2 separate regions of the Mus musculus genome follow, and region 2 is linked to region 1. Evidence: chromatin loops called from intact Hi-C (ENCODE). Cell type or tissue: heart. All regions are shown on one strand. Each heading gives the region's core, and the rest is flanking DNA. Links, peaks and the distances in the headings are about the cores only.

Region 1 (16,165 bases), core at 2,893-10,892:
TATTTGGTTTTTATTTTTTAATTATTTTATGTGTGAGAGTATATTGCCTGCATGTATGTGTATGTGCCATGTGTGTGCCTGGTACTCACAGAAGTCAGAAGGTGTTGGGACCCCTAACTGGAGTACCAGATAGTTGTAAGCTGCCATGTAGGGACTAAATTGAGCCAGGTCCTCTGGAAGAGCCACCAGTGCTCTTAACCAATGAGCCATCTCTCCAGCCTCTCATTTACTTTTTAAGTCTGAGATACTATAGGGATGGAAAGATAGTTCAGTAGGGGAAATGTGCTTACACCAAGTCTGATGACCTAAGTTCAATCCCTGGTGCCCACACAGCAGAGAAAACCTACTCCCACAAGTTGCCTTATAAAATCCACATGCATGCTGTGTCACACAGTATCTGCACACACACCCCCACATACACAGAGGAAAATATTTGAGACATAACTTATATGCCATCTATAAAATTTAGTGTTTTTTTTTAACTTATGATCACAAAGGCTTAAAATGCAAACTGCCAACATCAGACACTCAGCAACACTTGCCACTTCTAGGAGCAATACCATCTTACTGTTAGATCTTCCCTAGAGCCATGAAAATGGACTCAGATGAACTATACTTTGTGTGCCTTCAGCCTTCTGCTGTCCTATCCTGTGGCAATACTGCTGCCTTTGCCACTCTCCTTTGGAAGTGTGTTGGTAGGCATACCTTTGGGTTAGGAATCTGAAATGCTGAAAGGAGGACCAAAGAAAGGTGCAGCTGCCCCGCATCAGCAAGATGAATCAGCATATGTGAGTCAGAAAAGTCCCGGCAGAAAGAACAGAAAAGCTGCTATGTCACTTCAGATCTCACACCCTAATTGGAAGCACACGAAGGATTCTGGGAAATGAAATTAGTCCTAGGCAAGTTAACACATAAAGCTACCACACATACACACTGGAGATATCTGCATCACACAGATGAATCTTAAAAAGTGATACAAGCTAGCCACAAAGGCTATAGGCTGCATACTCCTATACAACACTACACACACACAAACACACACACACACACACCATTAGAAACTAAAGTCAAATCATTGGTTCATAGGATCTATAAAAGAAGATCAACTGCACAACTCAGAAAACTGCTTTTGTTAAAAATGATGAATTTTAAGTTGAGCCTGGTGGAAGATAAGGCAGGAGAATTTTAGGGTTCAAAGCTAGCCTTGACAACATGACAAACTGTAGACTAGCCAGAACTACATGGTGAACCCCTGCTTCGAACAATGAATTTTAATGTATTAGAATTATGCTTGTGTCAACCTGATGAGAATTATATAATGCAGTTATGATGAAAAGAGCTAAGAACTTAAGAGGCAGAGGCAGGCAGATCTCTGTGAGGTCAAGGCTAGCCTGGTCTAGATTGAGTTTGGTTCAGGGCTATGCAGAGAAACCCTGTCTCAAACAAACAAAAACTAAGAAAACAACAGGAACCTTAGTTTGCTGCTACAAAAGAAGTGATCTGTGATGTATATCCAGGAAAGACTAGCTACCTGGCATCTAACAGCAGCACAATGATGGAGTCCATAGATAATTACCATTACATAATATACTTTTCAAAATGAATTTTACTATTTAGGTTATCTGCTTTTTCACACATGGAATGGTCAATTTCTAACAAAAACTAAATTGACATTCGGATTGGAATTACATCAAATCTAGAGACTAATAGGATGAAGTTATGATTTAGCAACTGTTCAAAGCCATCTAGGAAAGGCCATGGCAAGCAAGTGAATTTCCTGGAGATGGCCCACCATTTTGCATGGCTGCAATGGATGTGCTCTGGAGAGGCAGAGCCTCAGAGACTTTGTCCCAGGATTGCTTCTCACTGCTGATATGACTTCCCTGCCATTACTACATAGCCTAATGATTCCTGGACATCAACCCACCCTAGTGGGAAAATTTCCTGCAGATCAACATGAAGATGAACTTTCATTTATTAATGCTAGATGAATTAATTTCTAGCATTCCTTATTTGAGTCAAATAATTTTAAGAGGAAAATTTAAGAAGTTGGTCTTAGCTGTTTTACCAGAAAGATGTCATAAAGAATCAAGAATAGAATATATCTTCTCCTCATAGAATAATAAGTAAAGGCTGCATAATAAGGAATAAATGAGCTTTTATAATTGCAAGTGAAGAAAATAGACTGGGGACAGATCTGTGATTAAGGAAAAACATTCATTCTAGGTCAAGTCCAAGGATGAGGCCACAGGTGTGCACTGTGATAAAGCAAGGCCACGTGAAACGGTTGCTTTGAGCTTATAATGAGCTTATAGAATGAAACACTGCTTTGAACTTACTATAGACATCCTCTGTAACTCCCCTTTGTGTAACATTTTATCTATGAGGTGATTTTATGAAGAACTTTTGCCTAAGAAGGTATAAATTGCCAGAAAGAAGAAATAAATGTGGCATTTGAAACTCAGTCCCATCTACTAAATGTATATATTTATCTGTCTGTCTGTCTATCTATCCATACATACATACATACATACATACATACATACATACACACATATAGGTGTAGGCATATGTGTGTTATGTAAGTATACATGAACACTTGTGGAATTGTTGAGATAGGTGGTTGGGCCTAACCAAAGTATGTGATGTCTCTGTGTGTCTATACGTGTGCTCAATTTCTTCCTTTCTTCCTTTTCTTTTCTCTCTGGCTCACAAAATTTAAACATGTTTTTTTAAAGTGGCCTAGGCAATCCAAGTTATGGACAAGCTCCATTCTTTTCATCCTGCAATCAATTCCTTCTCTGCTGTCTCCCATGAGGAATGCTATTTAAGGGATCCATAGCTCAGCAGGCAAAAGTACTCGCTGGTCTGATGACTTCAGATACCCAGAATCCACACAAAAACTGGACCCAGGCACAGTGGCATGTGTCTGTAATCCCAGCATTCAAACGATAAAATGGGACAGAAGGGGGACAGAGGACTTCCTCTGGAAGCTTGCTTAGGCTGGCTAGCTGCAGTGACAGAGAAGAGAGACCCTGCTTCATCGACTTTATCCAGTTTTTAGCCCATGTTGGACCCTACATGCTACAATAATCATCTGCCAGGCAAGATCTAACAATGGTAAGACTATTTATGGGTGTTACCTTGGTCGCGTACTACAGTGGGTAGTGATCAACGCAGTGATTAAAGCAAAGATGCATTACTGTTTAAAGTGCTGAGTATAAGCAAGTGTGCATACTCAGCCATAAATGCACCTTCTATATCAATCCCCAACCCCCCATATACAGGCCCAGAGAACACTGTGGGAAAGGGGAGGGGCAAGAAGAATGTAAGAGCCTAAGCCTGGGGAAGCGTGCTGGAAATGCTGTCCTCTGCACTTGGCTGTTCACACATGAACTCAAAGCAGTTGTGGGTCCTTACAGGAAACCTGCGCAAGATCAAGACAATTCACAAATTCCAGCAAGGAGTTGGAGGGGTTCCAGAGGCCCCACCCTGCTGGAAGAACGATCGATGGCTACTGGAGGAAAGAGGATGAGAAACTTTTTATTAGGTGTGTAGCCACAGGGACGTCCTCCACCCCTCCCCAATAGATGGCTCCCATGACCATGTGCATAAAGGCAGCACTAATTAGACTCGGTATGAGATCCTTTATGGTCTTCAAATGTGTTCATATTCTTTACACCCACATGCAACGGGTGAAAGGTAGCTTAGACGGAAGATGAGCCAGTGTGGTGGTTTGAATGAGAATAGGCTCAGATATTCGAATGTTTGGTTGCCACGCTTGACTGTTTAGGAAGGATTGGGACCATAAGGGATCTCAGAAAGGATTCTATTTGCCTTTCTCATTCTATGCCACAGTTCTTCTAGCGATATACTGTGCACAAGAACCCAAGTATCCCCCTCCTCACCCGGGAGGCTCTTCCTTGAATCATGTAACCACTGATATTATTGTTTTCAGATGTGTCGGATGTATAGAGCCTCAGCTTATAAGTTTTCCTAATTGGTTTCTGTTCTCAAAAGCTCTGTCTCTGACATCTGATTGAGTCTCACTCTCAGTATACTGTAGACATCTTTCAAGTAACAGACAATACTTCTAGTTTTTATTTAATCAAATGTTAGCCTTTTAAAGTCACTTTGCTTTTTAAGAGGGAAAACAAATGACCAAAGGGGGAAAAAAAATCAAGAATTTTAATTATAACATTAAAGCGCCTCTATAAAAGTGTCTGTGTGTGATCTCAGCCAAAAGATAGACAAGAGGTACCTTTCTGTGTGTGTTCCAAACTCCTCTGATTACAAGTTGTCGGACTACCTGTGAATACTTCCATGCTTACACAGTCGTAGGTTCCCTCAGCCAGCCACGGTAACACGTGTGTATAAGCTCCATGCTCAGGAGGCTGAAGCAACCTAAGCTACAAAGCAAGTTGCAGGCCAACCTGCATAGTCTGACCCTGTGTTAAAACAGAGCAAATGGCTTTAAGTGTGTTTGTACTTGTGGGAGCTTGAATATGCATGGCCCAGGAAGTGGCACTATTTGGAGGTGTGGCCTTGCTGGAGGAAGTGTGTCACTGTGTGCCTGGGCTTTAAGCTGTGTCCTAGCTGCCTGAAAGCCAGTCTTCTCCTGTTTGCCTTTGGAACAAGATGTTGAACTCTCAGCTTCTGCACCATGCCTGCCTGGATGCTGCCATGCTCCTGCCTTGATGATAATGGACTGAACCTCCGAACCTGTAAGCCAGCACCAATTAAATGTTATAAGAGTTGCCTTGGTCATGGTGTCTGTTCATATCAGTAAAACCCTAACTAAAGACAGTACTTACTTCAAGACCTTTAATGATAAAATACAATATATTCAATATTTTGTCCTAAAGGTAGAACCTATTTTTATATTTAAGACGAACATGCAAAACTCTTATTTTTAGTTATATTTTATTATTTAGCTTAGACATGAGTGCTTGTGTGTTTGTATGTGATGGGCGTGATGAGCTCAGAGGCCAATTTTCAGGAGTCAGTTTTCTCCACTATGTGAGTCAAACTCTTGGTTCATTTGGTGGTAAGTGTCTTTACCTGCTGAGCTATCTCACCATCATATCATTTACCTGAGGGTGTCTCCAATTGAGTTTTTCATTTGGATAACATATCACCTTTACATTATATTAATCTTATTTTTCCTTTCCAAATTTTGCATTATCATCATGGCAGGAAGCATGGTAGCATCCAGACAGGCATGGCGTTGGAGGAGCTGAGAGTTCTACATGTTGTTCCAAAGGCAAACAGGAGAAGACTAACTTCCGGGTAATTAGAAGGAGGGTCTCCAAACACACCCACACAGTGACACACTTCCTTCCATAAGGCCTCACCTCCTTATAGTGCCACTCTCTGGGCCAAGCATATTCAAACCCTCACATTGCTCAAGGTTTATTTTTGTTATGAAAAATATCATGGCATCAGATTGCTCACTCTGCATTGTTAAGATCAGGAGCCAGGTCTGTCGATGTGTGCCTCCATGCCTGGTTCATGCAGGGCTAGGGATGAACTCCAAGGCTTTGTGCTAGGCAACCGCTCCACCAGTGGAACTACAGCCCCAGTTTCATCTAATTTGTTACCTAGTGATTGGGAAATGTGCTATGTCAACTCTGTTGCTAGGCAAACTTGCTCATGGTTAAAAACATGAGCTGATTGGCAAATTAAATCTAGACAAGGAGGAACTGTAAACGAACTGGGAATATCTAACGGGGAAGTAGAGTTTTGGACTTTCCTGAGCATAAAGCTTGGCTCCTGTGAGAGTCTGGGAGCTGTGTCTCTTGCACTTTGGGATGGAGCTGTTCTGAAGATAGATCTTTTGGCAGATATGTCTATACTGTCCTGAGGTGACTGCTGTCTCCTTGCACATAATACATCCTCTAGGAAGGCCAAAGGAAAAATAGCAAAGGCTAGCTATGGGACTTTGCATTATAGAATAAGATTGGAATACATACATGTATATATATGTGTGTGTGTGTGTGTGTATATGTGTGTGTGTGTGTCTATATATATATATATATATATATAGACACACACACACACATATATAAAATCTTGATGTATCTATCTCATCTGAGAAGAATGGACCTGCAGAGTTCTTACAAGTCTGTCCAGTAGCAGCAAAGCTTCGTGCAGTGAAGAATATCCACTAATGGTTTAAATGTTGAAGGCATTCCTGGGATACTGGATCGCCATCTTCTTGTTTGGTAATATCTAGTCTAGAGTTTTTGCACCTATGCTACTAAATGAAATCAGACTGGATATGTCCCTGGTGCCTACTGTCTGCTAAACTTCTAGAATTAAGGTTATTAGCCTCAGAGAAAGCGTCCCGTGCCCTCTCCCTGCATACATCCGGGACAGTTTGCGTTAGGTGGGCAGTCCTTGCTCTGTAGGTGCCTGACAAACTTTCCAAATCAAACTAACTGAGTTTGGAGTTTCCTTGAAGGAAGATTTTAATGTACTTACTGAATGTCTTCAGTGGTTGTAGGACTATAAGAGTTGTTTTTTTGTTTTGTTTTGTTTTTTTCTGCTTAAGTCTGCTGCTAGGCTCTCTCACCCCAGGGATTTCATTTCATATACATTTTCAACCTGTAGGCATAAGGAGATCATAATGTCATGTTATTATTCTGTTGGGGGAGGAAGGGAGGGAGGCAGAGAGGGAGAGGGGGAAGGAGGCAGAAATGGAAAGGATGAGAGAGGGTGAGAGGGAGGTTGGAAGGGACAGAGGGAGGGAGAACATGAATGGAAGAAGTGAGTGTGTAGGTCTTACTATGTGCCCTCCATTTCTTGGCCAGCTGTAGTAATGTTTCTTGCCTCAGCCCTCACAGCAGCCGACATTCCAGATGAGCACCATGGTGCCCAGGACCTTATTACTACTTAGTCATCTGTAGAACCTGAGAACAGTCCCTCTTTTATTCATAAAATTGGTATTATGTGAATATCTTTAAAAATAGTTTATTTATCTTTATTTTACATGTGTTTTAACTACATCTGTGCATCATATGCATGCAATGCCCAGAGAGACCAGAAGAGGGTGTCAGATCCCTTGGAACTGGAGTTACAAATGCTTGTGAGTCACCACGAATGGGAATTGAACTGGGGTTCATCTGGAAGAGCAGTCAGTGCTTTTAAACCCTGAGCCATCTCTCCAGCCCCCTACTCTTTTTTTTGTTATTTTGGTTTTTTTGACTACTTCTTAATGTTTAATCTTGCAGAGTTTTCTGAATTATATTAGTCACTTCAAAGAAGCAACTTTTAGCTTTGTTAACTTCATCTGTTATTTGTAATTTCTTTTTGACTCAATTTCTGTTCTAAATGTATTTCTCCCCCTGCATGTGTGTTATGTATGCATTTACATGTATTCATACATATGTGTATATGTGTGTAGAGGCCAGAAATCCACGATGAGTGTCTTCCTCACTTATTCTCCACTGCATTTTTTTTTTTTTTTGAGTCTTTAACTGAACCTGGAGCTTGCTAATTCAGTGGACTTCCAGCCAGCTCCATGGCCTGCATGACTCAGTTTCCCCAGTCTCCCTAGTTAGAAGTACTGCATTTTCGGTACTGGGATTATAGTGCTGCTGCACATAGTTGTTTTCTGGGTGCTGGGGAGCCAAACTCAGGTCCTAAAGTTTGGGGGGCAGCTAATTTAATGGCAGTCCTCCATGCAATCCTCCCGACCTTTCAGGGTTGTTTGCAACTGGCAGAGATCTGCCTGTCTTCATCTCCTGCATGCTGGGATCAAAGCTCTCTCTCTCCTTTTAAAAGTTTATTGGTTTTTTTCTTAGTTTGTATCATTTATGAAATTATAAAATTTAAAGTGTCTAGTTTTAATACTTTTATGTTATGATTTTTAAAGTTAATTATTTAACAGCATATTTCTTAATTTCTAGAAAAAGATTTTATTGTTTTGGTTTTCCTTTTTGGCACTGATCTTTAATTATTCACTATTGCTGGAGAAAGGTATTCATATGATGTAGTTCTTTAAAAATTGCTTCATGGTACATTAAGTGGGAAAGTTTTTTAAAATTATCCTACATATAGGCTTGGTCAGTGGATACAGGTGCCTACTGCAACTCCCTCTGTTTATAACCAAGGAACTGGAATTCTGTCTAAATAAAGCAATTTTATAACCAACGTTAGAGCCTTGTAGGACCGGGAGAGTAGTCTTACCACCTGGCTGGACTACCTGTTTTAAACAACTGAGTTGAAAGATGAGCCAGTGTCATGAATTATTAACCACAGTCCCCTTAGCCGTTGTCTTGTGCCAGAGCTGTCAATGGAACGGATAGCTTGGATTACTGTTCTTGGTTTTTCCTGCAGGGTGACTCCAGACCCCACTGGTAACACAGGAGACACTGTGACCATGAAGCTACACAAACAAGCTGTCCATAATAATTCATCAGTAAGATGTTTCCACTGAGAGACAACAGCCTGTGCTCATTCCGACGTCCCTACAGTGCATTCTTGACAGGATTCCATTAACAGGTCTGACTGTCTACAGGGTGTCACTGCCCAGAGAAGCCACCGCCCAGCTGGTGCAGGATGCTCTAACCCATCCGTTCCTTTAGCTGGTGAGGTCCGAGGACTGATGGGCATCCCAGGAGGAGTTTGAACCTTTTCTGTCCCTTCCAACTGACTCCTGTTAATTGCTCGTACACCTGACCAGCTGGCAGGACAGCTGTTCAACTTACCTTAATATCTTGCTGTCACGTAAGTGTTTGTCAGCTCAAGAACTGGGAATTGCCATTTCCAACCAAAATAAGCGTTCCCCTTAGTTCTACAACTTCATGCCTCTCATAAGAGACCTTGTGACTCGTGCCGTTGTCTATCTAGGGTTCCTCGTACCATCTTTCGATGGAGACAAGGCACCTTTCACAGCCCCTGGCCAGCAATCTCCTAGGAGGCAGACACTGTCATACCCATTGCAGGTCTAGCTGCCGCTCGAGCAGTCCATCTCAACTGATACAGTCTGATTCAGTACAATGGGTACAAACAGCGAAGAGTACTTGGAGCTCACTGCTGAATTTTTAGATTACTTTATTGCTTAGTCTAGCGAATGCAAGCCTAAGCATCAGTCCTTAGTACTAAATGCTTCAAGTGGGAAGGTGCCTTCCTCCTGGGGCTTCGAGAGCCTTCTCTAGCGACATTGTGACCTTGGGTTTGAAATTAGGACTCTTAGAAGATTGCACTGCCTTTGCTGAGAAGTGTACTCTGGGGAATTCCCTTGTATATACCTGAGCTTGCAGTTCAGAGACAAAATGAAGGAGTCTGGACTGGATGCCAGAGGGACACCTTTCTGTTCTTGCAGACAGAGACTACAGTCCACTGACGTCACTGCATCAGTCTTAACCCTGGAACTCTTAGTGACAACTTGAAGCTGATACAGCGACAACTTTATGTACAAATACCACCTCGAGCACCGTTTCACGGGACTGGCTCCACAGTTGTATTTTCTGGGAGAACAAGGTTATCTGGCTGCCTTATAATCATTTAAAATATTTTATTAAGCATTGACTTTTAAAAAAATGAAAGAGAAAAAAAGAATGTGACACCTCAGAGCAAATGCTTGAAGGTAACCAAATATCATTATAAATATTGCACTTTATAAAATCCTTTGTATATCTTCATACAACTCGACTCTAGAATATCCTCCTACAGAGATGTATGTTCAAGCTTCCAGATGTCGGAGCTCGCTGCTCTTCCCCATCAGGCACTGGGTGGGTGAGTTCGCAGATGTTGGAGATCACAGCGCAGGCGCAGACCTTCCACCAGTGAACTGGGGGCGTGGCTCACACATCCATCGCGTGAGGAGTTACTCAGCTCCATCTCTCAGAACGCTCAGCATTAAATAGCGTGGTTTTTTTTTTTTTTTTTTCCTAACGTGGACAGATCGTTCAGCGGTGATGAGTAAGTTCAGGTTATGTGACAGAGCTCAGGCTAACACTGCTTGTTCTTCAGTGCGTTCATGGGCTTCTGATTCTTATTCTTGAACATTTTGACAAAGCTGTTTGGCATGATTTTGCCACGCCCATCTTCACCCACTTGTCCCATAATAATGTAATTGAGACCTAAAGAAAGAGAAAGGAAAGATAACTGGTTTTTTCTTCCCTTCGTGTTCATGGTTATTAATGGCTTCCTTCTTTATCAGAAGTGGATCGTGTTTTAGCCCTTACTTCACTTCCCCTCAACAGCCACTCTGCTTCTGAGCTTTCCCAGAAGAAAGGCTACAGCTCTGTCCTTACCTCGTCTGAGAAGGGGGCACTGCCTGCACACCACAGTGAGCTTGACACTCATGTTCTTGCCAGCCTGCTGAATGGCCAGGTTGCCTTCCCTGTAGATGCTGATGATCGAGACTGTGGCGTGCAAGCTCCCACCTCGAGTGACGGTCGTGATAACTGTGCCGGCTAACACTGTAGAGAGAAGCCCACAGTGAAGGCAAATCCAGGCAGAGCTGAAAAACGATCTCAATTCTTTTACCTTTCAGAAATGAAAATCCACGCGTATAAGGGACCTCAAATTTTAAATCACTAAAATGAAGGTTAAAACAAAAACAAAACAAAAAAGTGCTATGTTTGTGTTTGGGTGTAACTTCCCAGAAGAGAAATCTGGCTGCTTTCCCAACTGCAGTCTGCGGCTGAGATGGAGACCCTTTTAAAATATTCTCTCTAACCCGTGGATACCTTACCACTTAAGGGATAGAGTTATAAGTCTTGCTCTCGAGCACTTAGCAACCCAGTTTAATCTCACTTAGAAAATGAAAGTTAGAGAACTGAGCTAGAACTTAAAACACAGTGAGAGCTGTGTGCTTGCACCTGGCGCTCTCGATACAACCAAAACCTTACTCCCGGGAATGTTTCCTTCCACGGCTCAGAACTCGCCGTCCGTCCCTTGGTGATATTTGGTCACTGTGCCATTAAGTGAGCCACAGATGATAAGCTAAAGCTGGTTTTAGACACGGGTAACCTAACCCCCTCAGGACAGTGTGAGCCCCCAGCGCTTATGTAATATACCAAGCTCCTAAAATCGGAATTCCCAGAACACCTTTCTTTGATGCCTGGTAATGTGGGTCCACTGAAAAGTGTCAGGCTGTAGTGGAGAGAAACCAGGGGGCTCCCAAGCACGGGCAGGCAGGCAGATCCTTCCACAGAAGACTAACCCAGGCGTGGCTGCAAATACTTGCTTCCGTTTTTTATGCAGTCATTTGAACTCAGCATGAAAACTGCACAAAATCCATCCCTTTCCTATAAGACAGACCCGGGGTTGCAGGCAGTTACCACATTGAGGCACCGAGCAAGCCAGAACTTGGAGGCGAGAGTGGGAGAGGAGGTGAGGGCGGAGGTGAAATGGGACTTATTTTTGATAACCTGTTGGGCTGCAGCAACTTTCTTTTCCTGATAAGATTAAATTTGGCACCTTTTGTTTTCAAGTGGTTTTCACGATGGTGCAAGTTTTTAGTTGGAAAAAAAATCCCTTAGAAACCCCAAGCACTTAGCTCCTCCCTCCTCAGGTTCCAGTTTACAAGGGCTTCTGGTGGGTGTCAGATTTTTCACGTTTTATCTTAGGACTTTGAAAAGACAGTACGGAGTTAAATACCTAATAAAAAATGGAAAAAAAAAAAAAAAAAAAAAAAAAAAAGAAAAGACAGTACGGAGAAGATACTTACTCCTTTTGGGAGAGGCCAGTTTTTGAATGTGAGCCTAACTATTGAACGTACTTAAGCTGGATCCCAGATGCGAGCATGTAATTAATTCTCTGGTGTGTGAAAAAAAAGACTATATAGGCTTTTTCACAAAGTCCATCAGAATACACCGAATAGCAGTGTCATGGATCAAGAGTCAGCTTTTAAACTGATACCTGGGGCAGGCAGGGTTGGGGGGACGACACCAGGGGTGAGAACTGTTTGTAAAGTTGATTTTTCTCACTGTGAAGCCAAACAGTTCAAAGAGCCCAGGTGGACACGCTCTAGTGGACAGGACTATGCTTCCGTGGGTAAATGAACTGTGTTGCTAAGTCATGGGAGTGCCTGTGAAATTAAGCACACCGTCTCATGTTTCTCATTAGAGAGAGAAGCCTGGTTTCTGTTTCTTACCGAAGTTGCTTGAACAGTAATTGCTCTCCAGAGTCCCCATCCGTCTACACTTCTGCTGACACAGGGCCACAGTGGGCTTTAGACCTAATTCGACGAAGAAATTCAGAGAAGGGAGTCATGAGATTGAGGAAAATGAATTTAAATATAATTGGTGTTTACGTCAGAATCTAGCCAGTTGAGATCAGCATTTATTTCCCCGAGCCACCAAGCTTACCATTGCAGTGAAATAATTATGAACCATGCAAGAGACATTCTCCATGCTACCAACTACTGTTCTTCCTCACGGAACCCAGGCCTCTCTACAGACTGTTAAACCTGAGATCAAAGATAATCCAAATATAGTCTCATTCGCTTCTTTTAGAGCAGTGGGTCTCGACCTTCCCAGTGCCGTGACCCTTTGATACAGCTCCTCACGTTGGGATGAACGCCAACCATAAAATTATTCTTGTTGCTACTTCATGACTGTAATTTTGCTACTGTTGGGAATTGTAATGTACATATCTGATGTTTCTGATGGTCCTACATGACCCGAGGAAAAGATTGAGAACCACTGCTTTATATGTGTGTGTGTGTGTGTGTGTGTGTGTGTGTGTGTGTGTATGTGTGTGTGTGTGTGTGTGTATGTGTGTGTGTGTGTGTGTGTGTATGTGTGTGTGTGTGTGTATGTGTGTATATGTATGTATGTATGTATATGTATGCATGTATGCTTTACATTATAACAGAATTGACCTGAGTGCCCAGCTTAGGGGGGAAAAAACACAGAAAAGCTGCCCAACAAATCTGAAGTGACAGAGCGCAGGCTAATTCTTCACAAGAGGAATCAGTTGGTGTTCTCGTGAGGGAAAGAGGAGCTTTCTTGGTGTGCTTAAAATACACAGCTCTCTAGTTGTCAATAGCACAGGGACTTAGGAGTGCTGCTCACGTGTAAAGTGTTAGGTTTGATTCGAGGCGTCACTAAGCTGTTTATTTTGAACCCGGCATTGGCTCTCCTTAGGATCTCAAGAAGTAAACAGTTATCAGTCCCATCCACTCAGAGACACAGTTAAAAGTATAATTAGACCCACAGTTATTCTCAATTGGCGGTAACTTTGTTCTGTAGGTAACATATGATGAGCATAGGAAGCGTTCAAGCGGCCCCGACTAGGGAGGCACCAATGGCATCTAATTCACAGCTTTAGCTGTCTGTGCTGGTTGGCCTTTGACAACAGGACACAAACTGAACCCTATCTTGGAAGAGGCGATCTTCACTGAGAAAATGCCTCCGTAAGACTGACATGCAGGCAAGTTTGTAGGACATCTTCTTGGTGGATGACCATGCACTGTGGATGGTGTCATCTCTGGGCTCACAATCCTGGGCTGTTTAAGAAAGCAGGCTGAGCAAGCTTAGAGGAGCAAGCCTGTAAGCGGCACCCCTCCATGGTCTTCGCACCAGCTCCAGCCCTGACTTCCCTGGGGGATGGACTACATATGAAGAAATAAATTCTTTCCTCCCCAAGTAGCATTTTGGTGATGATATTTTATCACAGCAACACAAACCCTAGCTAAGAGTCCCTTGCAGCTCAGGTGGGGCCCTGTAACTGAATGTGAGCTGCCACAAAAGGCTTGGCAGTGCTGAAGGGTTTCCTGGATGCACAATGGCTAGAAAATTAATTCAGTTTCAAACACATAAGATATCTAGATCTGAGGTGTGTTCGGCAGTGCTTGCCTGTGCTGCACTGTGAACTGTAGCCTTGGGGTTCTGAACACAGACTGTCACACAGCCCTCCCACCAGCCAACACGGCCTGAAACACCTCTGCTCAGATTTTAGACGACTGCATGGGGCAGCTGTTCAGTTTTTTACTGGAGCTGTAAAGCCTCCTGCCCTAAAACACAGAAATTAGTTTTCTCTAAAGGAGTCTCACTGGGGAAACAAACCATTCCTAAGGGTGGGTCACAAGCCAGCAGTAGATGGCTGACATAAAAGGAACTCAATGGCGGCTTGCAGGGTCTTTGTCTCCTAACGTTGTCAGGGGGTTGTTTTTAAACCTTACAGATTTGGTTTGTTTTTTTTAATGAGATTTATGAAAGTGTGTGTCTCTCTGTGTCTCTCTGTGTTTCTTGTGCTTTTTCTTCCCCTCTTTGTCTTAAACATTTTTTTTTGAAGACTTCAGAAGCATTGTAGAAGGATGAAGCTATATCTTTATGGTACTGGGTAGTCCTTTGTCAGCTGTCAAGCTGTGCCACAAGCAAGAGACAGCCAGGAAAAGAGACTCTTAATTGATAAAATGCTTTCATCGGACTGACTGGAGGCGTCTGTGGAGGCATCTTGTTTTAAGTGTATGAATGTTTTGCCTACATATATGTCTGTGTACCACATGTATGCCTGGTGCCCAGAGAGGCTGGAAGAGGGGATTGGATCCCCTAGAACTGGAGTTCCAAACAGTTGTAAGCCGCCATGTTTATGCTGAGAATCTAACCTAGGTCCTCTGGAAGAGCAGCCAGTATGCTAACCATCTCTGAGCCCCTGAGCCATTTCTCCATTTTTCTTGATTATTAACTCATGTAGGAGGGCCCAGGGCACTGTGGGTATGAAGCCAGTGAGCAGCGCTCTTCCATGGTCTCTGCCTCAGCTGCTGTCCCCAGCTTCCTATCTTGAGCTCCTCCCCCATTGCAAGCCCATGACTTCCCTAAGGGATGGACTGCTACTGGAAATGTAAGATGAAATAAACCTTTCTACTTCAAGTTGAATTTTTAGTCAATGTTTTGTCATGGCAATAGACAGTGAAGTAGTTTCCAAACAGATTGTGGGAAACTAGCTTTTCAGCCTTGGGATGTTTATCTGGGAGTGTGTGGGTGCCCTGAATTGATGCTTCCTGCCTTCCAATATATCTCTGCCCTCTGGTTTTTAAGTCAGAGACCACACCATTCCACCTAGCTCATTTTGTGGTCTTTGTCTCAGTTTCTGCACTAACAAACAGCCCTTGGCTCAGTCTTTCTCTTATGTATTCTTGCAACAACTCCAAGGGTCCACCATCTTCATGGATGACCCAGTTTCATACTCACTAGGGACAATCCTCTGTTGCATCTGCCACTCAAACCCAGGCTCAGATGTCCTCATGTGGGACCATGTGTTGCCTTCTCTTAAATGGCAAATTTAGATATCCCGATATCCAGATGTCTTATTTAGGGTGTCCATTGCCGTGAAGAGACACCATGACCAAGGCAACTCTTATAAAAGAAAACATTTCATTGGGGCTCAATTACAGTTTCAGGGATTTAGTCCATTATCATCATGAGAAGCATGGCAGCATCCAGGCAGACATGGTGCTGGAGAAGGAAATGAGAGCTCTACACCTTGATCCACAGGCAGCAGAAGGGGACTGTGTTCCACACTGGGTGGGGCTTGAGCATAGGAGACCTCAAAGCTTGTTCCTACAGTGACACATTTCCTCCAACAAGGCTATACACCTCCTAATAGTGCCACTCCCTGTGGGCGACACATTCAAACCCATGAGTCTAAAGGGGCCATTCCTATTCAAACCACCACACCAGAAGAACCTCCCTTCTTTCAGGATCATTTATTTAATCCAATGGCTATCTCACTCTATCACTGGAGCGTCCCATGGCTTCCGGGAATCAAGGCAGGTCCTCTGGAAGAGCAAGTGTCTAAACTGCTGAGCCATCTCTCCAGCCCTGGAAGCCCCATTGCATGTCCATGACCTTTAACTCTGCATAAACTTCCCTCTCTGGCCTAGAAGTCCAGCCGTCTGCCTGCATGACTTGTCTTATAGACACCTCACTCAAGCTTTACACATGGCTCCTACTGCTTCAGCGAGCAGTAACTTCTTCCCCCCACGTTGTGCAAGCCAGGGAGCTGGGAGATACTGTCCAGTTAACCACCAGGGTCTGTCACTGTCCTCCACTCATCTCTGGACTATGTATTTATGTCAAGGCATAGTCCAGCCAAACAACCACAGAGCATGCTCATTGCCTTGATCCTTCTAATCCATTCATCTCATGGGGTCCAGGTTGCAAGTCAACAAATCTCATTTTGGATCTTTACTGAAAACCCTCGA
Region 2 (16,165 bases), core at 5,110-13,109, 200 kb after region 1:
TGCCACCATGCCCAGCAGATCTTTCATTTTTTAAACTAGTTCTACAGTGAATATTGTACCTTCTCTTGGGCAGTGAAGGTTAATGTGTGTGTGTGTTTTCTTGCTGTTACAATCCATTATTTATGTTTGCTCTGAGTGACTAGAAGAAGAGAGGGCGATTTCGCTTGTATTAAGAAGTTGCTGCTATGGTAATATTAGTGATAGGACTTGTGAGAAGTCTTTGTACAAGTGTTTTGTCACAAATAGTGGTTCGGTTCCCAGCCTGTGCTATGCCAAGGTAATTATATTTCAGATTTTTGATTAGTATTTGTGTAATATGTTTTGAAATGTGGATTGTTTAAATTTTAAAGAATTGATTTAGCACATTGGATCACAAATTTTTTTTCTAAGCCAGAGGGTGCCATTGTTTAGTTTCATAAGCTGAAAAGCAGTGACTGAAAGCTAGGAAATATTAAACCTTGAAGCTGAAGAAACGGTGTAGAAAGAATTTTCTAGTCCTTCAAATATTTGCTTTTTTGTTTTGATACTTGTAGAACCGATCATCAGATGTTCATTCATCTGGATCTTCAGATGCACATGTAAGTATAAAAGAAAGTCTTTTTTTATTTACGTATGAGTTACATGGTAAATGAATGCAGTTATATGTGTGAACATTTGTGTTTTCCTTTGTGTTTGTTTACATAAATAAACTCAAATTGCATTTGAAACCTGACACGTATTTAATATTTTATTTTGCTTATAAAATTCTGTCTATATAAAGGACCCCTTTCTTGCTATACCTTGTACCTGCCTTTTGAACTCCCTGCAAATCAGCTGGCACAGAGCATGCTATTCACTTCTTTCTTATGGCATAATGTTCTACTATAGAAAGATAGACTTGTTTGTTTTCATGTTTAAAGTTTTTTGGCATTTTGAATACTGCAATAAATATTTTTCCACATGTTATAGCAATATTCAAATATTATATGTAGATTCCTACTACAAGTTGTTAAACATTTTCAGGAGTATGTGAACTCAGAATTATTTTATAATAGGAGCTTTGGGAGATGGCTCAGTAGGTAAAGTGCTCACCATTGTACCTGTGTGGAAACTGGTCATGTTTCTTTTGTTTTTTTAAGATTTATTTATTTATTCTATGTAAGTACACTGTAGCTGTCTTCAGAAACCCCAGAAGAGGGCCTCAGATCTTGTTACGGATGGTTGGTTGTGAGCCACCATGTGGTTGCTGGGATTTGAACTCAGGACCTTCGGAAGAGCAGTCGGGTGCTCTTACCTGCTGAGCCATCTCTCCAGCCCCGAAACTGGTCATGTTTCATTTCAACTTTGTTATGGGATATGAAGATAGGTAGGTAGATGGATCCCTGGAGCACCCTGGCCAGCCAGCATCCCTAACTGTTAAGTTCCAGATTCAGTGAGAGACTTTGCCTCAAAAAAAAAAAAAAAGGTGGCAGTGACTATGGAAGATAAATACTCCAAACTCATGCACAAACAAGTGTACACATGCCCTTCCCCATGCCTCATGTAGGCCAAAATAAGCCCCTTTTGTACAAATGCCAAGGCATTATTCAACTTTTGCATTGTGTTTGCATTTTCCCTGCTAGTGCAGAAACAACTGGTAGGCAAACTTTAGGCACATTAGTATGAATCAAGGAAGTGACTCCAAAATATACTGTTATATTTACACCCATCTTATACAGTAAAATATGCTAGCTTAAGAATATTTCAGTGGGTGAGCCTAAGTGGGGTCCCTGCTTGTAACCCCAGCATTTGGGGAGGATAAAGCAGAAAGATCATGGGATCAGGAAATTGAAGCTGACTTACTACTCAAAAAAACAAAACAAAACAAAACTATTTTTAGTGAGGTTATAAAATACTTAAGACTCAACTCATGTATGGGTCTTTCATTTACATATCCTGTGTGATGAGACAAGTGCATATAAGGTCCTCTACTTCCAGAGTATGAAGATGTAAGTCTATCTTATGAACCACCCTTCTTGAAAGAATGCCTGACATATAAACTTGTTAATCTGACTTGGGTATTTGACAGATATTTTCTTAACTAAAGGAAAGAACCTGTTACTTCAAGAGTAACAAATGTTCCCAGTGTGATATTTGAGCTTTCAAGGGCAAGTCAGAGTTCATGAAATTCTTAAGGAATTTACTTATGAACTTGGTAGTGTTAGTAATGTGTTTTTAGATAATAGTGAAATTTGTCAGTATGTAGACACTTTGGATTAATTCTAGTTTTTAGTACTGTGGATGTCATATTTGAAACCATTTTTAAAACTTTATCTGAAGATGGATGCATCTGGACCCTCAGATAGTGATATGCCAAGTCGAACACGACCTAAAAGCCCAAGAAAACACAATTATAGGAATGAGAGTTCCCGCGAAAGCCTTTGCGATTCTCCTCATCAGAATCTCTCAAGAGTGAGTATTGCTGAAGACGACTAAGGACGGCTGACGGTTTTGCTCTGACCTTGATTGAATATGGTGGTTTGTACTTAGTTCTTTTTTCGATATTTTGAGACAGGATCCCACTACTTCGTAGCTCTGGCTGTCCTGAAACTAGCTCTGTAATAAAGGCTGGCCTTAAACTCACAGAACCACCCCTGCCTCTTGAGTGCTGGGATTAAAGAAGTGTGCCACCACGCCTGGTGAAATTAATATTCTTTATTAATGATAAACTCCCATTTATTGAAAGAAAAATGTGTAGCTCATATTAGATGTTTCATTAAAGGTGTTTAATTTTTAAATTTTTTAAAAAAATAAACATTTGAATGTAAAGTGATTATTGTCATATTTATTGAGTTATTAGAAGTATTCAGGCAGCTGGGCAGTGGTGGTGCATGCCTTTAATCCTAGTACTCGGGAGGCAGAGGCAGGCAGATCTCTGAGCTTGGAAATCAGCCTGGTTTACAGAATTAGTTCCAGGACAGCCAGAGCTGCACAGAGAAACCCTGTCTTAAAAAAAAAAAAAAAAAAAAAAAAAAAAAAAAAAAAAAACCCAAAAACAACAAAAAAGAAACATTTAGGCAGTTAAGACAATCATTGGATCTGGTGAAATTGCTCAGAAAGGTGCTGGCTGTGTAACCCTAGAAACAAGTTGGATTCATTGAGCCTGTGTGCAGGTGGATAGAGAGAAATAACTTTACAAAGTTGTCTTCTGACAACTACACACATGCCTTGGCATGCACATCCACCTACCTACAACATGCATGTATATGCACAGTATAAAAAGGATGCATTCCTAGTGCTCTGAGAGCTTATGTTCGCTCTGAAAACAAACAAGAGTAGATGTTAGTCACTTGGATAAATGGAGTCCTAGGACAGGCAGGAACACAGAAAGAAGTCCTTTGTATTTGTATGTGTATTATACACATATGTGTGTGCAGGTGCAAGTAGAGGCCAAAGGTCAACATTGGGCATCTTCCTCAATCACTCCACATTATTATGAACCTGATTCCCTGACCAAATCTAGAATTGCTCTTCTGTTCTGCCAGCCTGGCTAGCCGTTGGGCCTTAGATGTGTGGTGCTTGGGCTACAGACACATTCTCGACCTCTACTGCATAGGTGCTGGGGTTCCATGCTGAGTCGCCAGTGGCAGTGGAATTTTTACTGACTGAGTTTCAGTTTCCCCAGCCCTTGAGAATTGGGCTCATTACTACAGCGCCTCCCTCAGGTCTTCTGGCTTTCTAAAATCTATGTAAAATAAATTTTCTTGAGGTTGATATACAGGTTAGTGTACTTGTCTAGCATGTGTGAGGTTTTAGGTTCAATTTCTAGCACTATTTTAAAGTATACAAATTAAAATTTCTTGTGAAAAAAAAATCAGAAAATATTAAGTCATCAGCCAGCCAGCATTAAACACTGACTATCCTTTTTTTTTTTTTTTTTTTTTTTTTTTTGGTTTTTCGAGACAGGGTTTCTCTGTGTAGCCTTGGCTGTCCTGGAACTCACTCTGTAGACCAGGCTGGCCTCGAACTTAGAAATTCGCCTGCCTCTGACTCCCCAGTGCTGAGATTAAAGGCGTGCGCCACCATGCCCGGCATTTTTTTTTTTTTAAAGACAGGAACTCTTAATATAGACCAGGATAGTGTTGAATTTACAAAGATCTTCTGCTTCTGTCTCCAGATTGCTGGGATTAAAGACATATTCCCCCATCCCATAGGAACACATCTTAAAATAACTTTTTTTTTAAGTATTTTTAATTCAGCAAAACTTAGTTTTTACACAAAAGATTATATTCTTCATTTGAATAAACATTCAGTAAATTTTTTTTGCCATTTCTCTTTGGATTTATAAACAAAAATTTGAGCATGCAAATTTTGTTTCTTTTCTTTTTTCTTCTTCTTTCTCCTTTCTTTGTTACTTCCTTCTATTTTTCCTCCATCTTGGTTTGAGAAGGGGTTTCTCTATTGCCCTGGCTGTCTTGAAACTTGTTCTGTAGACCAGGCTGACTTGAACTCAGATCTGCCTGCCTCTGGCTCCCGACTGCTGGGATTAAAGGTGTGTGCCACCATGCCTGGCTATACATTTAGTTTCTTAGAATTGTGTTTTTCCTTCAGTTTCAACGTAGTCTTCATTTGAAGCTAACTATAATTACAGTGAATGATGGCAAGACATTTTTTCTTTTCTGAGGAAAAGATGATTTTGAATCTGTTTGAAAATTTGATTGTTGGAGCTGGAGAGATGGCTCAGTGGTTAAGAGCACTTTTGCCCAGGACTGTAGGTTTAGTTCCCAGTACCCCACAGGTGACTTACAACTCTCTGTAACTGCATTTCCAGGGGCTCTGACATGCTCCTCTGTCTCATTGTGCACCAGGCACACACATAGTGCACCTGAGTATGTGCAGGCAAAACACTCAGAAAATAGAAATCTTAAAAGAGGGAGAGAGAAAGAGAAGTGACTTTTGTGTTATTAACTGATTATCTTTCACAGAGGGCTTTTAATGTAACCTTCAAAATAGGTGGCCTCAATGTTTCTCACCATAATATCCTTCCAAAGTACTTTGTTAGCTTCTTATTTTAGTAAGGAAGAGAAAAACTTAAGATTTCAGTATTTTAGGCTTGTATTTAATTAACTGCCCTACCTTTTACATTTGTGAATCCCGAGTAACATGAAACAACTAAAGGCCTATAGACTATTTAGATCAGATTTTAGAAGGAAACTTTCTAAATTGTAATAATGAAGGCTTCAGTAAAATGTTTCTTTGGATTGGTTAGGTGGCTCAAGTTGTAAGGGTTCTTGCCATCAAACCTGACACCCCAGCTTGCTGCTTGGGACCTACATGATGGCTGAAGAGAACTAGCTAGCTTAAGTTCTTTGGCCTTCACACATATGCTCTGGCACACGAGCCCTGTCTCTCATATGCATACACACAAAAAACAAACAAACAAAAAAAGATCTTTGTGAATTCAAGGCTATCCTGGTCTACATTAAGAGTTCCTGTCTTTATAATTAATTCTTTTAAAATACGTGAGAATTTCATTTATATAAATGGATTTTGATCAAATCCACCCTCCATTCTTCCCCTTTCAATCCCTCTTACATCCCCCTTTCCCCCCAACTTCATGTACTTTTCCTTAATGTTTAAAAATTTAAATAAAATTATATCATGATTTCCCCCTTCTAGTTCCTTCCTCTATCCCCTCCTGTGTTCCCACCTCCTGACTTCCTCTCAAATCACACCCCTTTTATTATTATTGATATGTGTGTATATATATGTGTACATATATATATGTATATGCATATATACACATAAATGACTAAGTACAAGCTGCTGAGTTGTTTTAGTGTTGCTTGTGTATGTATGATTTCAGGGCTTTCCTCTTGGTATTGTATAACCAGTTGTGGGCCTCATCCCTGGGGAAGACTAAATCTCCTTCTCAGCAGTCTTTAGTTGCCTGGCTTCTGTCTAGAGGTAGGGCCACTGGAGATTTCCTTCTTCCACTTTAGCATGTCTGTTGGTGGTGTTATTTCAGGTCATGTTTAGGCAGCCATATAAGGTTTCATGGCTGTCATTTCTAGGAGACAGTCTATCAGCAGACTTCCTGGTCTCTGGCTCTTAAGATCTGCTCTTTCAGTTGTGTTTTAGTGCCCCTCAATCAGTTAGTTAGTTAGTCCCTGTATTTTGAACAGTTGTAGTTTCTGCAGTGGTCTCTCACTGTTGCAAGGAGAAGCTTCTGTGAGGCTGAGAGCTGCTCTATCAGACAGAGGCAGCTCCTGAGCTTGGTCCACATCTTAGCTTGGCAGTGTTGTGAAGATGGCAGTGGACAGGGGCAGGAAGGAAGAGGGAAGAAAGAATCCCACTCTATTCTTTAAACCCAGTGTGTTTACTTAGTGCTGCCAGGCACAGTTTTCTTGTATAAATTGACTCATTTATCTGAACTGCTTGGCATGTTTATTGTTTTTTTCCTTTTTTTATTTAAGATTTTGACTTCTGGAATATTTTCATATACATGAGGTATCTTGGGCATAGGACCCAAGACTAAACATAAAACTCATCTCTTTCTTATGTATAGCTTCACATATAGCCCAAAGGTAATTTGTTGCACAGTATTTTACACCTGAAATTTGACTGCAACCTGTTCTTTGAGATCAGATATAAAATGTTCCACTTGTGGTGTTAAGTGTTTCAGATTTTAGATTTTCAGATTAGGAATGATCATGTATATTCAAAAATATTATAAAGATTTATATATGCTGAAATCTGAATGCAAAGTAGATGGTACATTCTCAATAAAAAATGAAATTATGTTTATATCAGTGTTTTTGATAAATGAGGTACTTAATTACGGATGTGATGTGATTTTAATCCTCCCATTTGAGGGTGTTTCCTGTCATAGCTGCTGCCTTTCCTGCAGTGTCTATTTGCCCTCCTCTGTGCTTTCTTTTCTCCTAAGCCTTGTTTTTTATTTCTTTGGTTTTTAACCTTTATTTCCCTTTAAAAAATGGCTCTTGCCTGTAACTGACTTTGAGTTCGGAAATAAAAAGCATCCCTTAATTACTATCTATTTACATTAGAATGATGCCTGAGATCTAAGTTTGGAGTGTGCCAGTTTTTCTTTGCATGGGTACTTTACTTCTAAAGATGAAGTTATCATTAAAGTACGTTACACTTATAGGTAACAGTAAAATTTGTATGTAACGACAAAATAATCTCTTTGCTTTTTTTTATAGCCTCTTCTAGAAAACAAGCTTAAAGCATTCAGTATTGGAAAAATGAGCACAGCAAAGCGAACCCTAAGTAAGAAGGAACAAGAGGAACTGAAGAAAAAGGTAATGTTTGGAGTGTATTTTAGGTTATACTTAGAAGTGACTGTGTAAGAGAGCAGTAGCAGCTGTGTTTCCTGAAGAATTTGACTTCTTGATGTTTGCATCTACACAGGAGTCAAGTCTTTAACACAACAAATGTTCATGATTTTGGCTTTAGCTTCTCTATCTATAGCTCTGTGTGATGTTGTGTTCTTGTTGTCAAAGTGTGAGTGTGTGTTTGTGTGTGCATGCACCACTGTAGTGTACCCATCTCCCTTAGATGAATGCAATAGCGTGAGGGTACTTTTCTCCATTTACCTTTTTAAATTAAATATTATATCTTTGTGATTACTTGTAGGATTGAAACATTGAACTTTTTAAAGCTTCATAGGTTTGTAAAATCCTATTGGGATTTGTGGTTTTGCTCTTTGGACATTATATTGCAAGTAAAGTTGTTATGAATAATGTTATATACACAGATGCATTTTGGTTTTCTTTTAGTTTGCCTTTTGAGGCATATTCCTGAAAGGGAAATTGTTGGAATGGTAAATTAATAAATGTGGTTCTTCTGTACTTCTCTGTCAGGCAGGGACAGTTTGTTCTCTATCTGTAATGTGTTAGTGATATCACCACCCACAAGTAGCAGATTATACTGGGGGAGTTTTTGCCAGTCTGTAGTGTGAAAAATGATACCTGAGTGTTTGAATTTGCAATTCCTATAGTGGCAATGCAGTTCACCAGCCCCCTACCTCCGTTTTATTTCTTTTTATTCTCTTTCTGGTTTTATTCTTCCATGTAAAAACTGTTTTTATAATCAGTTGTCAGTCTTTCCTTACAATTACTGTGTTTTTAACCAAGCTTTTCCTTTCTTTTCCATTTCTGGCTTATAGAGGAATTTCCCTGTATTTTCTTCTAGCATCTGTATTCCCAGGAGAATCCCTTTGAATTCCTAGGATTGTTTCCTAAAATGTAATCTTCATGCAGTTTTTCATCTTATATAATACAAAAAATTTTGATTTTGTTCTATCTTCTTAATTAGTTGTCAGTAAATTATGCCAGTTTTGTTTCTGGGAAAGTCTGTTTGTTTCCCTCTGACACTAGAGGCTTCTTTTATTTTCTTATGTGTTCTATTTCTGAGGTAGTGTCTTACACAGCTCGGGCTGGTCTGGAGTTCTGTCTTCCTGTCTGACGTCTGAAGTGACAGGCATGTGCCACCATTCTCAGCTTGGTATTTTATTCATACATATTTGAGGATATTTAGATGGTGATGTCAATTCTACTTTTTTAAATGCCATGTCAGGAGGATATTCTGTGGCTTTGTTTCTATTGTATCTTTGATTATTTGAGAAGGAAATTTTTATATTTGATGAATTAAGTCATCGTGCCTTGGAGAACTTTCTAACAGCAATAGGATCTGTCCTTACTTAGTCCTTTGTCCTGTAGTCTGGTTCTTGATTGCCTTTAAATACATTGACTTGTTTATCTGCCTGGGGTTCTTGTCTGCATCTCTCAATTTCTAGTAAAGGAGCAAAGCCTTTGTGTTTGAATTACTTAGCATTTAGTAATATTATTACTAAATTATAGCATATCATGGCTAATATGTAATGTCCACCAAGTATTTGATACTAGATTTGAGAAGGGAGAGGTTTGTGTATTTTGTTTCTTTTTCTTTCTGTATATGGGTGTTTTTGTCTGCTTGAATGTGTGTGCCTGGTATCCAGAGAGGTCAGAAGAGGGGGTTGGTCCCTTAGGACTGGAATTAGAGGTGGTTGTGAGCTGCAGTGTGCGTGCTGGGTCTTGGGTTCTTAGGGAGAAGAGCCAGTGCTCATTACTGGTGAGCTTCCACTCTCTGTGTTGGCATTTGCCTTTAAGACAGTATTTGGCAGTCAGATCTCTGTTCAAGGCCAGCCTGTCTGGATACTGAGTTCAAGTCTGCCTGGCCTCCACAGTGAAATCTTCTCTCAAAACAAAGCAAACTGAATCAGTCAAACCATACCCAAACAGCAGTTCTTGTGTAACTAATATTTCGTTACGTATTTAGGAGGATGAGAAGGCAGCGGCCGAAATTTATGAGGAATTTCTTGCTGCTTTTGAAGGAAGTGATGGTAATAAAGTGAAAACGTTTGTTCGAGGCGGGGTTGTTAATGCAGCTAAAGGTAAGTACCAATATCTGGCTTTGAAAACAACCCTTGGATAATGTGATAACAGATTAATTATGGAAGACATTTGACTTTGAATTATCACTTTTCTTTTCTATTAGCACCCTCTAGTGGTTAGATTAATAAACAATATAAATGATCAAATATGAAGTAATTAAGACTCAAATTTGATTAGTGGGACTGTATGAAATAGATAATAATAATAGTAATAATGATGATGATAATAATAATAACTAGTACCTTTCAAGTTTAAAAAAAGTGAATTATGTTACAGAATTTTTAATGTTTTATAGTTTTGCTATAAAGTGGTCAAATTGTGATTTTATTTTTTCAGGTTGAGTGGTAGTATGTAAATTTAATTTTATATTCAAATCTTAATACTAAAATACTAAAAATACTTAATACTTAATAATTTTCTTAAGAAAATTATATGAAGTTAGTTTTATAAACTACTATTTTAAATTTCAGATGAACATGAAACAGATGAAAAAAGAGGTAAAATCTATAAACCATCTTCAAGGTTTGCAGATCAAAAAAATCCTCCAAATCAGTCATCCAATGAAAGGCCGCCATCTCTTCTTGTGATAGAGACGAAAAAACCCGTAAGTCATTCTTACATAATTGAGCAGTGATTTTAGAATTTGGCATTGTTATTGGTACTCTGAGTGCATCTACTATACAAAATTTCTTAAAGTCTTGAAGTAGGTGTTGAGTTTTGATGCTGTCTAACTCAGTAGTTCATCTAGATAAGCGGTAATAGATTAGGTTAAAACATGGTAATGATAGTCTTTGAACCTTTGTTACTATGTACGTATTATATATTGCAGTCAAAAGTTGAGTTGTAAATGTACAGTAAAATTGTTTTCTTTTAAACAGTTCTGAATTGTGATCCTAAACATGTAGTACATGTTTTTCGGGATGGTTTTGGGACCTTTTAAGAATTAGGAATTGGTGTGTCTATTTTGATAAGTTCTCATCATAGAGTTTTTTTGTTCATTGGAAATAATTTTATGGTAGATAATAGGTTGATAAATGTGGGATCAGGTCACTTGGAGCCACATTGGTTAATTAAATATGATTACATTAAATAGTGAGATGGATTTTTCTTTTGTGGCTGTCAAGATACCTCTGAAAACAAACAAACAAAAAAGCAGATTTATTGCTATGTAATTCACAATTAGATGATAAATTCAAGGTTATTAAAAAAAATGCCATTTTTGTGTTTCCAGAAATTCTTATCACCTCAAAAACCATAAATTTTGTTTAATCTTTTTTTATTTCAACTATAACTTATTATATTCTTTATAGCCACTGAAAAAAGGGGAGAAGGAAAAGAAAAAAAGCAATTTGGAACTTTTCAAAGAAGAACTAAAACAGTAAGTTGTTTTTGTTTTGTTTTGGTTTGGTTTGGTTTTTTTTTTGAGACAAGGTTTCTCTGTATAGTCCTGGCTGTCCTGGAACTCACTTTGTAGACCAGGCTGGCCTGGAACTCAGAAATCTGCCTGCCTCTGCCTCCCGTGTGCTGGGATTAAAGGCGTGCACCACCACTCCTGTCAAAACAGTAAGTTTTATAGGAAGAATTCTATCAGGTTGGAGAGATGGCTCAGTGGTTAAGAGCACTTGGCTGCTCTTTAGAGGTCCCGAGTTCTAGTTCCAGCAACCACATGGTGGCTCACAACCATCTGTAATGGGATCTGCTGCCTCTTCTGGTGCATCTGAAGAGAACAACAGTGTACTCACATACATAAAATAAAATCTTTAAAAATAGAATTCTATCGTAGACATATTGGACTGATAATTATAGCTGTTGGTACATATACTAGTTATCTGCTGGCTTGCAAGTGAGCTTTCTGAAGCTACAATAGATAGGATGTGCTTGAAAATCAATTAGCATTTATTCAGTGTCTATATCTGTTTGTAATGTATAGATTTAGTTCAGATGCTTATTTTCTGTCTGGAATCCTGTTTATTCAGTGGGGTTCAAGTTAGGTGTCATCAAATCTATTAAGAGCAGAAGCGTAAGTAGTGGTTTATGTTGACTTTCCTTTCCCCCTAAGAGCCATCACTCCTGCTCTGTGACTGAGGGGCTCACTAATCTTGGTTATAATTATTACTGATGCAAATAAACACATCACATTATTTGAAGATAATACCTAGAGAAACTGTTACTAAATATGAGTAACTTGTGGTGTACTCTTAGCTAACTATAATTATTTTCAACAGAATTCAGGAAGAACGTGATGAGAGACATAAAACAAAAGGCAGGTTAAGTCGGTTTGAGCCTCCTCAGTCAGACTCTGATGGTCAGCGACGTTCTAGTAAGTGATGTTTATCTTAGTGCACACATTTATGACTTATTGTCCTAGAAACTAAGAGTTGTTTTCTTTCCCCCCTTTAAGTGGATGTGCCTTCAAGAAGAAATAGATCGTCTGGTGGTAATACCGATTTTTTGCTTTTTAAAGAATTAGGAATTGTCTCAACTTTGTATTTCGCAGGGTGTAACTTGTTTTTTTCTCCTTGTTCTAGTTCTTGATGATTATGCACCTGGCTCACATGATGTAGGAGATCCCAGCACTACAAATTTATACCTTGGAAACATTAATCCACAGGTAATATAAGGAAAATAAAATGAATGTTGGCTTATGTTCATTTTTTTTCTTGTTGTTGGATAATTAGATAAAATTAAGATTCTGAACTTGGGGGGCTGGTGAGATGGCTCAGCGGGTAAGAGCACCCAACTGCTCTTCCAAAGGTACTGAGTTCAAATCCCAGCAACCACATGGTGGTTCACAACCATCCGTAAGGAGATCTGACTCCCTCTTCTGGAGTGTCTGAAGACAGCTACAGTGTAATTACATATAATAAATAAATAAATCTTTAAAAAAAAAGATTTTGAACTTGACAAATCTGATGGAATTAGATGGTATTTTCTAATTGTTTTGAAAACTTGGGGCTTATTAGTTGGATCTGAATTGTTTCCTGTACATTTGTGAAGATGTGGCTTCCTTAGTAACTAGTTTGTACTCTTGAGGCACCTCCTGATAGGTAGCTTGCTTTCTTATGGAGGTCCTCTTTTCCTTTTCTCCTCTGGGGCTCCTTGTGGTTCCCATCTTCCTGTGCTGTGATTGCATAGGTGTTTAGATCCCAAGATCTTCAAACAGGAAGAGAAATCAGACATGCCTTTGGTTCCAGTAGCTCTTAAGACGCCAAGCCCTAACTGCTTATTTAAATAAAATAGAAGGCTTCTAATATGAAAGTACTTCAAATGCACCAGTATGGCAGGGTTTTTTGCCAATGTAGAGTTTCTAGTTTTTGAGTGTAATACTGTAGGGTTAATATGTTGCTTTCTACTTTTAAAAATGATTTTGCTTTCTGGGTTGCATAATATTCTTAGCGCCTCCTTTCCTTTTTGTTGCATAACCAAACTCTCTGATCTTTTAATAGATGAATGAAGAAATGCTGTGCCAAGAATTTGGAAGATTTGGACCATTAGCTAGTGTAAAAATTATGTGGCCTAGAACTGATGAAGAAAGAGCACGAGAAAGAAACTGTGGCTTTGTGGCTTTTATGAACAGAAGAGATGCTGAAAGAGCTCTAAAGAACTTAAACGGTAAAGTCCTTAGTGTCCATTTGTAGGAGTCAGGTACTTCTTTGGTGTAGAAAATTAGCCATAAAAACTCTGAGAATTGGTTCAAATTGGAAAATATACATAGGAAATTTAATTCAGAAATACTTTTTCTCTGGAGCTTGTCAAAGTAACCTTTTTCCTTTCTTTTTTTCTTTTGTAGGAAAAATGATTATGTCTTTTGAAATGAAGTTAGGTTGGGGTAAAGCTGTGCCTATTCCTCCACATCCAATATACATTCCGCCTTCTATGATGGAACACACGCTCCCCCCACCTCCATCCGGACTGCCTTTTAATGCGCAGCCTAGAGAGCGATTAAAAAACCCCAATGCTCCCATGTTACCACCACCTAAAAACAAGGAGGATTTCGAGAAGGTAATTTTAAAAATGTACATAGGACTGCATCTGATATGTAAATACTGTATCTGTGGTAGTGTTTCTTTTCAACAATTTTTATAGACATGTGTTACTCTGGCAACTCATAAATAAGTAAATATGTTCCCTGCCTTAGCCCATGAAAACCCTGTATTGAAATATTAGGTCATATTTAATATTTTTATTTGTGGCTGCCATTCCCTTTTGAGCACTCGGTAAGCGCACCCTCTCCCCCGCCCCCAGTGTTGTAGTCAGTGTTTGGATTTACTTTGTTTTGAGAACATGGTAGTTTTTATTTGGTTAAGTGACTTTTCAATTAAGAAAGCCCACCTAAATAGTTAAATTGTTTGGATGACAGCAAACTAACATAGCTTTCAAGGTCTTGAGTTATTAGACTATATAGTAGCATATATGATATTTCAAAAATAGTTAACTAATCTAGTAAAAACAAAGGGTGAATATTTTTCTTTATTAAACATAAAACCAACTTAATTTCAAGTTATAAGAATTTGTTGGTTCTATTATGAGTTGATTACACTTGAAATGCCAGGGCTGGTTTTAAAGGCTTGGGAACAAAGTAACCAACTGTGTGGTCAGAGCAGACAGTTAATTAGTTCACAAGTTAATTATCTGCTAATTGTCAGTGTAGCCCCTGTTTCAGTACATTGATGTGCATTCTAGCAGGAATGTTCTATGCTTTTGCCTTTGGTGAACAGTAATTGTTCACTGTGAACACATCCATTTGCATTATGTAATTGCTTAGTGTATAATTACTTCAAATGCAGTGATTGCCTGCAGAACTTGTGATTAGATGTGTAGTGTTTTCAATGCATATGTATATTTTTGCTTGTTACTTGTTAACAATACTCACATATTCTATGTTTATTATCTGATGTGACTTCATATACAGACTCTGTCGCAAGCCATAGTCAAAGTGGTTATCCCAACAGAAAGGTACATGTTTTTCTTTATTATTACTGATCTAAATATAGACAATATCCCCTTCTGAATTGAAAAGAACTGGTGTTGAGGAAAAGGTAATATCTTGACTGAGCAATGGCTCCTTCCCACTACATTTGGGGGATGTGTAAAAATTAAGTTTAGTACACTTTGCAATTTTATGTCATCTTTTCTTTTGTTTTTTATTCTCATTTTAGAGAGTTTTTAAATACCTTTAGAAATTAGAATGTTTAAATAAATTAATGTGGAGTTGTTGGTCTGCTAATTTGAAACTATTGTGAAGGGAAAATAGGTATATAAGTAAAATGAGTTTTAAAGCTTAGATAATATTACAATTTGACCCACTTTATTTATCTTGGATAAACATCTGGATTACATGCCTTAAATATGCAACCTTGGTTTTAGATCTTAGTGGAGGTGCAGTCGTATTGTTTTTCTTTTTTTCTAATTGATTTTAAGAAGAAATTCTAATTATTTTCATGGACACTGGCTGTATTAGGATCTTTTAGTCATAGTAAAGGCGTTTGGATCTCTTTTATTACTTTTCTTCTTCTTTTTTTTTTTCTTTTTAATACACTGCTAATGAAGAACAATCATGTAGGTATGCTCTTGCTCAGTCAAGCTCAGCCTTTTCCCAAACACAGAAACACAACACTGGTTGAATAATAAATGAACACAAAAGAATTCCAAATTCTCTTTGACATTGGCCTTGGTGAGCAACACCAGCTGAGCTGTCTGCGGCAGCGGGGGACCAGGAAGGCATCATGGGATGGATTGGGAAAGTATACAGGTTTACCAGACATTGGTACGATCGACTCCAATAAATGTGCTTTTTATTTTAACTGAGAGGCCTCTTTTTGTTGTGGTTACCCAGAATAAGATGATTACTGTTTAAATATAAAATAATACACTTTAAAATAGAACATTTTTTTGTACTACACTGTTTTGTTTTGATAGAAAAAGTAATTTTTTAAATAAGAAAATTATATAATCCTTAAGGGAAGAGTATGATTATGCCTTCCTCTTGATTCCAAGTCAGCACCAACTAATTGTCACATTTTGATTTTAAATAATCATATGAAACATTTTAAAAGTTCCTTTAAACTTGTAATTTAATGAAGATAGGTTCTTATTAGTTACAAGCCTGTTTAATACTATAGTGGGTTATTTTTCCACTGTTAAAATGTTTACAGGGAAAGTATTTTTTTAGCATTCAAAAAACCCAAAACAAACAAACAAAAAACAAGTTTAGGAATTTTATGTGTGACACAGCTTATTTTTAAACAAAATTACATTTTGCTGAAAAGTTTTGACTTACTATTAGAATGAATCCTTTGGTTTTAAACTTGATATATCATTTTTCATGTTCTTTAAATTAATGAAGTCAAGTTTGACTATATTGATAAAAATCTCTGTATCTATAACATTTGTCCACCTGGTCAATGGTCATGTTTTATGATTTGCACATAAAACTTCCCTGAGTTTGGCTTTGCCTTATAGCAATGGGGGTTTTAGAACTGAGTGACAATTGCATGGCCCCTGTCTAAACAGTGTCACGAGCTGCATGGGTGTTGACAGTTCTTTCTTACTACGGAGCAGTACTGCATATCTGCACAGCAGTTAATACTATTGTGAAGGAAAATAAATTTTAAGTTAAAATTAAGTGATTTGTTTTTAAACAATTTGAAGTTGAATTGGTAGTTCTAAATACATAGTTTCCCCTTTGTAAAAATTTAAACCTCCATGTAATTTTTTGGTCTTTAGAATTATTTTTTTTCTACTACATA

What was found. Peaks named below come from ENCODE experiments on the same cell type or tissue, not always from the same donor. Only the 100,000 strongest peaks of a DNase experiment are listed, where the experiment ranks them.
Region 2: a loop joins it to region 1, with 4 times the contacts of the local background. A loop is called at or near these places in 3 of 42 quality-filtered maps.

What each region holds. Positions count from the first base shown.
Region 1 is chr9:95,688,889-95,705,053 of GRCm38, reverse strand. Pcolce2 (procollagen C-endopeptidase enhancer 2) reads right to left here. Exons shown (of 9, transcript NM_029620.2): 7 at 12,110-12,193; 8 at 10,263-10,430; 9 at 9,503-10,088. The coding sequence ends at 9,958. Among named protein-coding and RNA genes, the nearest start is that of Gm39407, 9.9 kb to the left of the region's middle. In heart, for the core only: a CTCF peak has its summit at 7,035 (motif pointing right); no DNase peak of the experiment used is centred there.
Region 2 is chr9:95,486,953-95,503,117 of GRCm38, reverse strand. U2surp (U2 snRNP-associated SURP domain containing) reads left to right here. Exons shown (of 28, transcript NM_001357974.1): 2 at 534-578; 3 at 2,299-2,430; 4 at 7,185-7,283; 5 at 9,301-9,415; 6 at 9,887-10,020; 7 at 10,727-10,794; 8 at 11,642-11,736; 9 at 11,818-11,850; 10 at 11,945-12,027; 11 at 12,863-13,028; 12 at 13,207-13,418; 13 at 14,329-14,372. Among named protein-coding and RNA genes, the nearest start is that of U2surp, 17 kb to the left of the region's middle. In heart, for the core only: a CTCF peak has its summit at 9,520 (motif pointing left); no DNase peak of the experiment used is centred there.